2 separate regions of the Homo sapiens genome follow, and region 1 is linked to region 2. Evidence: read pairs that join two places in POLR2A ChIA-PET (ENCODE). Cell type or tissue: Panc1. All regions are shown on one strand. Links, peaks and the distances in the headings refer to the core of each region. The heading gives the core; the rest is flanking DNA.

The links. ChIA-PET counts read pairs that join two places held together with the same protein. Peaks named below come from ENCODE experiments on the same cell type or tissue, not always from the same donor. Only the 100,000 strongest peaks of a DNase experiment are listed, where the experiment ranks them.
Region 1: POLR2A ChIA-PET joins it to region 2 with 10 read pairs; 2 of 35 experiments call an interaction of 5 or more read pairs at or near these places.

The regions. Positions count from the first base shown.
Region 1 is chr10:114,788,517-114,794,695 of GRCh38, reverse strand. It overlaps a transcript of ABLIM1 not described here. Among named protein-coding and RNA genes, the nearest start is that of FHIP2A, 30 kb to the left of the region's middle. In Panc1, for the core only: no CTCF peak of the experiment used is centred there; no DNase peak of the experiment used is centred there; H3K27ac peaks cover 1,274 bases.
Region 2 is chr10:114,567,478-114,573,656 of GRCh38, reverse strand. ABLIM1 (actin binding LIM protein 1) reads left to right here. Exons shown (of 23, transcript NM_002313.7): 4 at 2,251-2,360. Among named protein-coding and RNA genes, the nearest start is that of ABLIM1, 88 kb to the left of the region's middle. In Panc1, for the core only: no CTCF peak of the experiment used is centred there; no DNase peak of the experiment used is centred there; H3K27ac peaks cover 857 bases.

The DNA of each region.
Region 1 (6,179 bases), core at 600-5,599, 220 kb before region 2:
AGTACTATTTTATATTAAAAAGGTTAGTGATTAGTATGTAGTTTGAATTTTATTTTACAAAATTTCAGCATTAAAAAACATCAGCATCAAGAAACCCCAAAAAACACAAATATGTATCCTCAATTACTGATGTTACTCATTTTTCTAGTTGTATCTCATTTTTCAGAAACCTCAGATGTTCATAATCAAACTTACATTTGTAAATTCCTTTGATTTTTTAAATGAACCTATAAATGGTTCTTAGTAAAAATTCATTCATTCATTCAGCAAAACTTACTGAGTACTTATTATGTGCCAGGTACATTTTTTGGTTGTTGGGCATATGGGAATAAATAAGACATACGAAGTCTATGTTTTCATGGCACTTGCATTGTAATTGGGGATGAGAATCAATAAACAAAAGAGATATAATATATCAAATGGTGACTAAATGTAGTGAAGAGAAAATGAAGCAGGGTAAGAGGATAGCGAACACGAATAAGTAGAGGGGTCAAGCTATGTATGTATCTGGGACAGAAATATTCCGGAGAGGAAGACTAGTGCAAAGGCAAGTTAACCAAACCTAGTAGGTCCAGACACATCCAGGAGACTTGTGTAGCCACAGCAGAGTCCAAGAGGAGATGGGATCCATGGAGAAGCAGCGGCCAGACTGCATGGTGCCTACAGGAGATGGAAAGGAATTTGGTTTTAGCTTGATCACTTCTGGCTGCTGCGTGAAGAGACTACAGGACTGTAACTGCAGAAGCAGTCCAACTAACTAGAAGATGTGCAAGAGATTTATTAAGAGGAACACCTGTGAGGGGAGATGGAGAGGGTGCCAGAATAGGGTTTGAGAGCTTTCAGACTGCAATGCAGGTCTGACCCTGGTAATAGACAGAGGGAGGGCAAAAGGATGGACGGGAGACTTGGAGACTACAGTACAGCTCTGTGAAAGTTTGGCAAGGCCAGTAGGGAGTCCTTGAGCCCAAACTACCCATCAGAGGAGTCTCCCATCTCCCAGTAATGGGCCTGCTCCTGTGTTCCTGCCACACTCAAGTCATTAGCTGGGAGTAGCCTTTGGGACACCCAGCCTCAGCAAGAACACAGGGATCAAGATTTCAGGTGCAGGAGCTGGGGCCACTGTCAATTATGCTGCACTATCAGCATAAAGTGCAGCATAAAGCTGCACTGCTTTTATAAATACCTGAGGCTGGGTAATTTATAAAGAAAAGAGGTTTAATTGGCTCATGGTTCTGCAGGCTGTACAGGAAGCATGGTGCTGGCATCTGCTTGGTTGTGGGGAGGCCTCAGGAAACTTACAGTCATGGTGGAAGGCAAAGGGGGAGCAGGCACGTCACATGGCCAAGGCAAGAGAGTGAGGGAAGGTGCCACGCACTTTCAGACAACCAGATCTCATGAGGATTCACTCACTATCACAAGGACAGCACCAAGAGGATGGTGCTAAACCATTCATGAGAAATCTGCCCTCCTGATCCAGTTACCTCCCACCAGGCCCCACCTCCAACATTGGGGATTGCATTTCTTTTTTTCTTTTTATTTTTTTTGAGATGGTGTCTCACTCTGTCGCCCAGGCTGGAGGGCAGAGGCGCGATCTCGGCTTACTGCAACCTCTGCCTCCCAGGTTCAAGTGATTCTCATACCTCAGCCTCCTGAGTAGCTGGGATTACAGGCATGTGCCACCATTCCTGGCTAATTTTTGTATTTTCAGTAGAGATGGGATTTCACCATGTTGGCTAGGCTTGTCTCGAACTCCAGACCTCAGGTGATCTTCCCACTTCTGCCTCCCAAAGTGCTGGGATTACAGGCATGAGCCACTGCACCCAGCTGGGGATTACATTTCAACATGAGATTTGGGTGGTGACACAGATCCAAATTATATCAGATCTCCACATAGAGACATTGATAAAGCAGCTGAATATAGAATCTGGGTTCAAGGGAAAGGTCCAAGCTGGAAATATAAATTTGAAAATCATCAACATATGAACAGTATTAACAGTCATGGGATTGGATTGGTTTACCCAAGGAGCCTCATGGATGGAGGGAAGAAGAGGATCAAGACCTGAGAAGGAGAAGAGGAGAATCCCACAGAAAGAAGAAGGAGCAGCCAGCAGGAGGTAGGGGAACCACAAAGCAGTGGTGTCCAGGAAGCCAAAGGAAAAAGTTGTCTGAAAGGATAAATTCTCTGTTCCTTATTCTACTTCTTTATTCTTGATATCTATTAAATGAAAGTTATCTGATGTATCAGTATCTTGCTAAGTGGGCCTACTAAATAATCAAGAAGGAAATAAAGCTTATAAGAATACTGACTTTGTGACCAATTCAAAACCTGTGTCCACCATTCACTCTGTGTCCTTGGGCAAGATTCTTTTTTGTGTGTGACAGGGTCTGGCTCTGTCACCCAGGCTAGAATGCAGTGGTGTGATCTTGGCTCACTGCAACCTCTCCCTCCCAGGCTCAAGCCATCCTCCCACCTCAGCCTCCTAAATAGTTGGGACTACAGGCATGTGCCACCACACCCAGCTGATTTTTGTCTTTTTTGTAGAGATGAGGTCCCACCTTGTTGCCCAGTCTGGTCTTGAACTCCTGAACTCAAGCAATCCGTCCGCCTTGGCCTCCCAAAATGTTGGGATTACAGGTGTGAGCCACTGTACCCAGCCAAGATTCTTAACCTCTATTTGCTTCCGTTTCCTCATTTCCACATTGGGGATTATAGAATTGCTAAGAGGATTAAGTAAGTTAAGAGTTGTAAATGATTATTGAGACAGTGCCAGGCACATGGTAAGTGCTTAATACATGTTACATATTATTACATAAGGCATACTGCAATGAAAGGTCAATTTTACTATCTCTCAAGTTTTCTGATGGTAGCAGCTAGAGTGTAAGGGTTCCTTTTAGATTTCATTTCTCTGATTGGGGTCTTCATGTATTCTGTATTTCTCTTTTCATGGTTTTTCCTTTTTATATATTGAAATAAGAGTAATTTAAAAAATCTGCACAACTCCTTGTATTTGAAGTTTTGTTGTTGTTGTTTTGTTTTCTTGTTTTTGTTTTTTTTTTTGAGACGGAATCTTGCTCTGTCGTCCAGGCTGGAGTGCAGTGGCGCAATCTTGGCTCACTGCAAGCTCCCCCTCCCAGGTTCACGCCATTCTCCTGCCTCAGCCTCCCGAGTAGCTGGGACTACAGGCGTCCACCACCACGCCCGTCTAATTTTTTGTATTTTTAGTAGAGACGGGGTTTCACCATGTTAGCCAGGATGGTCTCGATCTCCTGACCTCGTGATCCGCCGGCTTTGGCCTCCCAAAGTGCTGGGATTACAGGCATGAGCCACCGCGCCCTGCCATATTTAAAGTTTTTAAACCAGCCACCAGCAGAGGCCTTTAAAAGCAGACGATGAGCCTGGGCAACAAAGCAAGACCCTGTCTCTACAAACAATTTTTTGTTTTTTAAGTAGCCCTGTGTAGTGACACAGGCCTGTAGTCTTAGCTACTCAGGAGGCTTATGTGGCGGGATCAGTTTAGCCCAGGAGTTCGAGGCTGCCATGAGCTATGATCGCTATGATCGCTCCAGTACACTCCAGCCTGGGAGACAGAGTGAGACCCCATCTGTAAAATAAATAAATGAATAAATAAAATTAAAGCAGATCATGATTTGGCAGATTTTTTTTTAAAAAGGATAAATAATTTCATAGAACAGTGTTTTTAAAGCTTTTTGGGGTTACTGATCCCTTTGAGAATCAGATAAAAGTTCTTCCCTGAAAAATGCATTTACAAATACATGTAATTTTAATTACAATTTTAGGGCATTTGTGTGTCCTTGAAGCCAACCCTTGAGTCTTCCAAGGCAACCATGAAGTCAGATTTTGAATTGACTGCAAAGTCCACGTTCTTATAAGCTTTATTTTCTTATTATTTAGTAGGTCCATTTAGCAAAATCTCAACACATCATGAATTTTAAGTCATTCACATGCTTCTAGTGTAAACAAAAAGGAATTTCCCTTAGAGAAACCTCAATTCTGAACCAATTAAGTTGGAGAGAAAAATAAAATGATTCATGGGAAATGTGACCTGTGCACTCAGGGCCCTGCACTCAGAAGGGTCCACACCTAGGTTAATGCTGTTCTGTTACCATGTTGAAATTTTTAGTAATTTTTGAGCAAGACGCTTCTTATTTTTGTATTCCATAGGGCCTTGAAAATTATATAGCCAAAGAAACACATAGACACACAATTTAAATTCACTAGGGTTTTTCTCTCTTTGACATTTAAACAAGAACACAAAGTAAACAGGAAATACAATTTCCAATGTCTTTTAAAGATAATGTTTTTATATAAGTTGTGTGTTCTCACTAGTTTTTTCTTCTTGAGGTAATGTATTAATTAATCACAATCTGCTCTTATAATTTTGACATTCACTTTAAAACTCCAAAGGGAAGATGTGATTAGGTATTAAAATTATCTTAAACAATATTAAAAGATAGACATATAGGAACCTCTATATTCCAGGCCAAACTACCTAAGCAAAAGAAAGATTTTGATGTTAGTAGAAAATATTTGCAAACTATACATCTAACAAAGGTCAAATATCCAGAATATGCAAGAAACTTGAGGCCGGGCCAGTGGCTCACGCCTGTAATCCCCACACTTTGGGAGGCCAAGGCAGGTGGATTGCCTGAAGTCAGGAGTTCTAGACCAGCCTGGCCAACATGGCGAAACGCCATCTCTACTAAAAATACAAAAATTAGCTGGGCGTGGTGGCATGCACCTGTAAATCCAGCTACTCCAGAGGCTGAGGCAGGAGAATCGCTTGAACCCAGGAAGTGAAGGTTGCAATGAGCTGAGATCATCATGCCACTGCACTTCAGCCTGGGGGATAGAGTGAGACTCTGTATCCAAAAAAAAAAAAAAACAAATATACATGCAAAAAACAACCCGATTAAAAAGTGGGCATAGGACATGGACAGACACTTTTCAAAAGAAGATATACATGTGGCCAACAAGCATATGAAAAAATGCTCAATATCACTAATCATTGGAGCAATGTAAATCAAAACTACAATGAGATACCGTCTCACACCAGTCAGAATGGCTGTTAAAAAGTCAAAAAATAACAGATGCTGATGAGGTTGCAGAGAAAAGGGAACATTTATACACTTCTGGTGGGAGTGTAAATTAGTTCACGAGTTTACCTATGTAACAATCCTGTACATGTACCCCAAGTCTAAAGTAAAAGTTATAAAAAAAGATTTTGATGTCAATGGGAAGCTCACACTAAGGCAATAAGGAGCAAGATGGTAGCAGAGACATGAATGGTCGTACATGCCTATTAAGATGCTTGGACCCTCTCCTGAGGCCATAGAGACCATCGAAAGGTTTTAATTAGCAGAGTATGGTCAACATCATTATCTGCATTTTTTTCTTTTTTCTCTTCTTTTTTATTTTTTTTGAGACGGAGTCTTGTTCCGTCGCCCAGGCTGGAGTGCAGTGGTATGATCTCGGCTCACTGCAACCTCCATCTCCCAGGTTCAAGCGATTCTTCTGCCTCAGCCTCCCAAGTAGCTGGGACTACAGGCACGTGCCATCACTCCCGGCTAATTTTTGTATTTTTAGTAGAGGTGGGGTTTCACCATATTGACCAGGCTGGTTTTGAGCTCCTGACCTCGTGATCCGCCCACCTCGGCCTCCCAAAGGGCTGGGATTACAGGCATGAGTCACTGTGCCTGGCCATTATCTTCATTTTTAAGGGTTGCCAGATTTAGCAAATAAAACTACAGAATGCCCAGTTAAATTTGAATTTCAGATAAACAATGAATAATTTTTTGGTACTGGTGTATTCTATGCAATATTTGGTACATACTTACCTAAGAAGTATTAGTTGTTAACTGAAATTCAACTTTACGTGAGCCTCCTGTATTTTATCTGGCAAGCCTATGAGGTTTTGTTTTGTTTTGTTTGTTTGTTTGTTTGTTTTTTGAGACGGAGTCCCACTCTGTCACCCAGGCTGGAGTGCGGTGGGGCAATCTCGGCTCACTGCAACCTCCACCTCCCAGGTTCTAGCGATTCTCCTGCCTCAGCCTTTGTAGTAGCTGGGATTACAGGCACACGCCACCACGCCCAGCTAATTTTTGTATTTTTAGTAGAGACGGGGTTTCACCATATTGGTCAGGCTGGTCTCAAACTCCTG
Region 2 (6,179 bases), core at 509-5,508:
ATTTCTAGCCTATTTTCCCCCAAAACCTGCATGCTAATTTAGTAGTTTCTGGAGGGTTCTCATGTATGTTGTCAGTCAGCCAGGTTGGAAGGCCGTGTTCCCAGTAAACTCTAAGAGCCCTTCTGATCCTGACCCTGAGAGGTCATTGCTTTGAAGTTGGTATAATGATAAAAAACGATTTATTAACTATGGCCCTGTCCCTGGACATTTGAGCCAGCAAAGGAGCACTTACTGCTACTGCCTCTACTGCTGCCGAATGACGATAATTCTGTCTGAATTGGGGCCTCCTTTTTAGTTGAGAAGTTATATTCATACAGAAGTTAATTTCACCCTCTTAGCAATTCTTTGAAGGGAACCAGGAGTTAATATCTCTATTTATGAGTGACTTTGAGGCTCACGGTTTAAGGGACATTCCCAAGTTAACGTTAGAACTCAGGTTTTCTAACTCTAAATCCAGGTCTCTTTCTATTATAAACATTCATGCAAATAAAAGAAGGAAGTTATCCAGTATGGGCAGAGGATATAGGGAGGGAGGAAATTACTGAAAAGGGCCATTTACAAAACAACAAAACCCACCCTTCAGAAGGCCCAGCCCAAGTTGAGAACTGGATTCTGGCTTGTCCCATAGAGGATTCGTGTGGGACTTGGGTCTAAAATAATAAGCTTGGATGGGAAGGAAGGCTTGGGCTTGGGTGGGGTAAGCGAGGTGCCTCTGGGCATGCAACAGGTAAAGGGCACTTATTCTCAGGGTCCTGCAAGTGCAGGGTCAGCCACGGAGCACGAGTGCCTCTTTAAACGCTGTGTCTGGGTCCACTCCTGGCCTGGTCGGAGGCAAAAGAACCTGTGCGTGTTGTGTTGAATGGATCCTTAACTTCCTGACTCCCTCCTTACAGAACAGATTTAAGACTTGTTCAGGTTTAGCTAATGAGTGTGAAGCAGTAGGGCTACTGGCATCCAGCAGAGGGTGATTTTTGATTCTTAAAAATAAAACAAGTTCTAAGTTGGTGGATGCCATCTGCACCTGCCTATGGCTTGATCTCCCTAGCTGGTCAGTCCAGGCATGTCACTTCACCTCTCTGAGCCTTCACTGTACTGCCGAAAGTGACACAGCATCACAAGTGGAGAGGACACCACCTCTCCTCGGGACTTCTAAAATGTAAGGGTGTAAGAATTTAAAACTCTCTGTGATGACTGGAGCCAGCCACATTTGTGGGGTTAACTCCAAATTTACCTATATGTTGTTTATTACAGTTAATTGCCAATTGTTAGGCTACTGAGGGGCAACTTAAAGGGAATGTAGCAGCTGTGGAAGTAAAAATGAATGTCAAAAAGCTGGTACTTGCTCTTAAGTAATTGCTTCTAACTAAGATTTGTGGTGATGTTCAGCTTGTGAGTTTCACGTTTCCTAATTGGCAGCATCACACATTTGAAAAATCACTTTAATGAAGATTATTGGTACATAGGCCAAGGGCAAGTGAGTGGGCATGGAAACTGTCATATGTCTGTTCATTAATGACTTGTTTAAAGGGCTCTCTGCCTGGTGACCTGGGAGAAGAAACTGATTATCTACATGCAGAAGGCAATATTTTTGCAAAATGTGCTGCTATTGATGAATATCTACTATGAAGAGAAATTGTCTTTCTGAAAAGAAGCTAATATGAATTCTTAAACAGATATTTACAGCCTGTCCCATTTCTCCCAGTTTATAAGGGACTGGGTCTCCAGCACCATGAAACGTTCCGTTCACCCATGTAGGTGTCCAGCACAAAGTCTAATCCTGCATAATCATCACAGAGGTCTAGGCACGGTCCCAGGGAACTGAAAGACCCACTGCTTACTGCTTGACCTGTAGCCAGGTCTCCTGGGGCAGGGCCTTAAGCTTCACTGGGAATTCATGGTATTTAAAATATTTTTTCATGAAGGACTTTCCATTTGGAAACTTACTGTTCTGTGTGCCCTGCTAGATCACTTGCTGGAATATCCCTTCACTAATGAATGGAGGTAAATCATTCCATTTTACTACCTGGTTGCCCTTAGAACCAGTACATTCCCCTTTCTTCTCAAAATGAGGCACATTTATTTGTTTGGACTGTCTCCAGCTGGCTGGCTTGGTTATGACTGCATTTCAGACATGTTGGCTGCTGCTTCTCCAAGAAATAAATGGGCACCGGAGGGCAGCAAGCAGAAGGAATAAGGAAAAGGAATGAAATTGCTGCAATAACCTTGAGGGCGATGTCTTTCTGCCTCCAGGCGCCCGTTTCCACCCGGAGACCGAGTCACATTCAATGGGAGAGACTGCCTTTGTCAACTCTGTGCACAGCCGATGTCGTCCAGTCCGAAAGAAACCACCTTCTCCAGCAGTAAGTGCCCCGGTGACCCACTGACGTGAATACCTATGTAGTCCAGAGGTAGCTCAGGCAGGTGCCTTCCTTTTTGAGAAACGCTGTTAGCTGGAAATGAGAGTCATCTATCTACTTGAATAGATATTTCTCCAAAGATGACATTAAAATGGCCAACAGGTACATGAAAAGGTGCTCAATGTTATAAGTCATCAGGGAAATGCAAATCAAAACAACCATAAGATACCAACTTATACCTGTTAAGATAGCTATTATGAAAAAGACAGGAGATGACGAGCATCAGCCTAGGTGTGGAGAAAAGGGAGCCCTTGAACACTGTTGGTAGGAATGTAGATTCTTGACGTAGGCATCATGGAAAACAGCATGGAGGCTCCTAAAGAAATTAAAAATAGGCCAGGTGTGGTGGCTTATGCCTGTAATCCCAGCACTTTGGGAGGCTGAGGCGGGAGGATTGCTTGAGCCTCATTTAAAAACAGCTTGGGCAACATGACAAAATCCCGTCTCTACAAAAAATGCAAAAAGTAGCTGTGTATGATAGTGCACGTCTGTAGTCCCAACCACTTGGGAGGCTGAGATGGGAGGATAGCTTGAGCCTGGGAGGCGAAGGTTGAGGTTGCAGTGAGCTGAGATTGTACCACTGCACTCCAGCCTGTGTGACAAAGCTAGACCATCTCAAAAAAAAAAAAAAAAAAAAAAAAAACCCAGAAAAATAGAACTACCATGTGACCCAGAAATTCCTTTGCATACACAAAAATATCTAATATGTGAAAAAAATTAAAGTAGGAATAAAATTAAAGCAGAATAAAAGAGCTGCACTTATATGGGGCAGAGAAGACTTCTCTCAAATATGACACCTAAGGAGAGGTTTGAAGAAAGTGTGGGAAAAAGCTGCACATATATCTGGGGACTTGTCATTATTTACAAGGTCTTGTCTGACCTGTCAGAATCCATAGAGAACCTACTTACCCCCAAATAAAAAGAGTGGCCAATTGCACCATTTCTTCTGGAAAATAACATCGAGTAGGTCAGTTAACACACATTTGAAGTTGATGCATTATGAACTGTGGGCACCAAGCAAGGAAGCTCTACTCCCATCTCTTTCCTGGGACATTAGGAAGTGAACTAGAGGTTTGCCTTGGGTTCTGTGGCTTTTGCCAGTCCTTGGGAGATTTGGAATAAACCTCTTTAAGCCCTTAAGTGAGTCTTAATACGTAAGGATGAGATAAACCACTTCTGCACCAGAGAAATTCAGTGCAATTTATAATAGTGATTCCAAATCTTCCTATTAGAGAGAAGTGTTATACTTGTTAAAAAGAAGAATGTTCTGACTAAAGCATTTGCATAGAAATTGGATTTTTGACCATTGGGAGGAAAGAAGAAAATACACATATTAGCACATGTTATTCAGCACACATGACTGGATCCTTGGCGTGTGAATTTATGTGACCTTCCGACAAATAACAGCAGCTTGGGTAGGATGACAGCTACAAAGCAAGGCACCATCCTAGACCCCTAGTAGGGTTTCAACTCCTTCACCATTCTTGCTACCCTGCCCCAAACACAAGAGATACAGTTAGCCTCTGGTCACTGGGAAGGTAACCTCCAGTGGGAATTGTCACCCCATTATTTGGGAGGGCTTGCTTTGAAAGTACATTACCAAAAACTTTGAAGGAATTCTTGTCCAGTTAAGAAAAAGAGGCCCTGTAATCCCAGCACTTTGAGAGGCTGAGACGGGCAGATCACGAGGTCAGGAGTTCAAGACTAGCCTGTCCAACATGTTGAAACCCCATCGCTACTAAAAATACAAAAATTAGCCGAGCGTGGTGGCGGGTACCTGTAATCCCAGCTACTCGGGAGGCTAAGGCAGGAGAATCCCTTGAAACCGGAAGGCAGAGGTTGCAGTGAGCCGAGATCGCGCCACTGCACTCCAGCCTGGGCAACAAGAGCAAAACTCCATCTCAAAGAAAAAAAAAAAAGAAAAAGAAAAAGAGGCTTTTATGATTTTTATGAGTTCCAGAATATGGTGATAGCTGTAGCAGAGAACACGTCCACAAGGCCCATCATGGGAATGGCTGTGTCCTCATTGTGAAGTCCTTTAGTCCAACTATGTTTTTTGATAGGTGGGGAAATTGAGGCCCACGGGCATACTTAAGGTCACATAAGCTATCTAATAAGATAGGGTCAGATGCACGTCTTTTGGCTCCTGGTTTTTTGCTTGCTCTCTCTCTCTTTTTTAAATCTAATACTCTTCATTGTTTGGTTTAAGATATAGAAGCATGATATCTTTTAAGGCTTCCAACCCTCTCTGGCCATGTAATTTGGGAACATGTTTCCTAGTCACAGCTCTACCGAAATGTTGATTCTAATTTTTATTAAATTTCTTTATCTATATTTTGTTTTTATATGGCATACATGTTATGCACATGTAAATGAAAATTAAAAACATAAAAATATAATCTAACTCAAAGCCATTGCATGTTTAATATTATATTTAACCATCATTGCTTATGTGCAAATTGTTGGGCCAAGTTGTATTTTCTCCTTTGCTTCCAATGGATGAAATCCCATTTCTATGCAACTGCTTTGGTCAGGACATCTTTATTTTTAACAAGTACTTGTCTATTTAAATAAGTACTCAAATGGCATTTATGGGGTGTGTGTGGGTGTCTATAAAAAAGAAAGCTCTTTTATATAGATACACACTTGCAAATTACCCAGACTAGACAGGCACACAAATATTAGAGCAATGGGAATTTCTGGCAAGTTTCAGAAATTCATTGGAGCATAATTAGAAAACACTTGTTTGCTATTCGTGACTCTTCAAGAATTGCCCTATACTTTAAAACTAGCCTGTGTGACTTTAGTTCCTCTTTTATGACTTTTTAAAAATTTTTAATGTTTTTTTAAAAATTCCAGGGTACATGTGCAGGACGTGCAGGTTTGTTACATGGGTAAACGTGTGCCATGGTGGTTTGCTGCACCTGTCAACCCATCACCTAGGTATTAAGTCCCGCATGCCCTAGCTCTTTTCCCTTTTTAAACTTAGTAAAACTTCCTAAGTGGAAGTAGAAAGTAGCCTTTTTTTTTTTTTTTTTTTTTTGAGACGGAGTCTTGCTCTGTCGCCCAGGCTGGACTGCGGACTGCAGTGGCGCAATCTCGGCTCACTGCAAGCTCCGCTTCCCGGGTTCACGCCATTCTCCTGCCTCAGCCTCCCGAGTAGCTGGGACTACAGGCGCCTGCCACCGCGCCCGGCTAATTTTTTGTATTTTTAGTAGAGACGGGGTTTCACCTTGTTAGCCAGGATGGTCTCGATCTCCTGACCTCGTGATCCACCCGCCTCGGCCTCCCAAAGTGCTGGGATTACAGGCGTGAGCCACCGCGCCCGGCCGAAAGTAGCCTTTTTTAAATGTGAATCTCTCCCTTGATAATGTTCACAGAGTTGGTGAAATCTACCAGAAAGCCAAGGCCAAGGTCCTCTTTCTCCTTTGAAATATCCTGTTCAGAAATGAGTTTGCTCTTCTGAACCACAGTTTTATTTCACATTCTGTGACTGGTTTCCCATCATCTCTAAATAGGAGGGGAAGACAGCAGATAGGTAGAGAAATACGAGCAAAGTGGATGGAGTGGACATTTATATGAAAGAGTCTCTGACCTTATTGAGGAAAGATGCAGCCTTTTTCTTTCAGCTGCTCAGCAGCTGCCATGTCTGTATTGTTCTGCTTTAGGAAGAGCTCCCACTGGAGTGCTCTGTTCAGTGCTTCCTCCACCTTGCAGTAACTCTTCTAACCTTGATATCTGTTTTATTTCCCTCATCAAGCA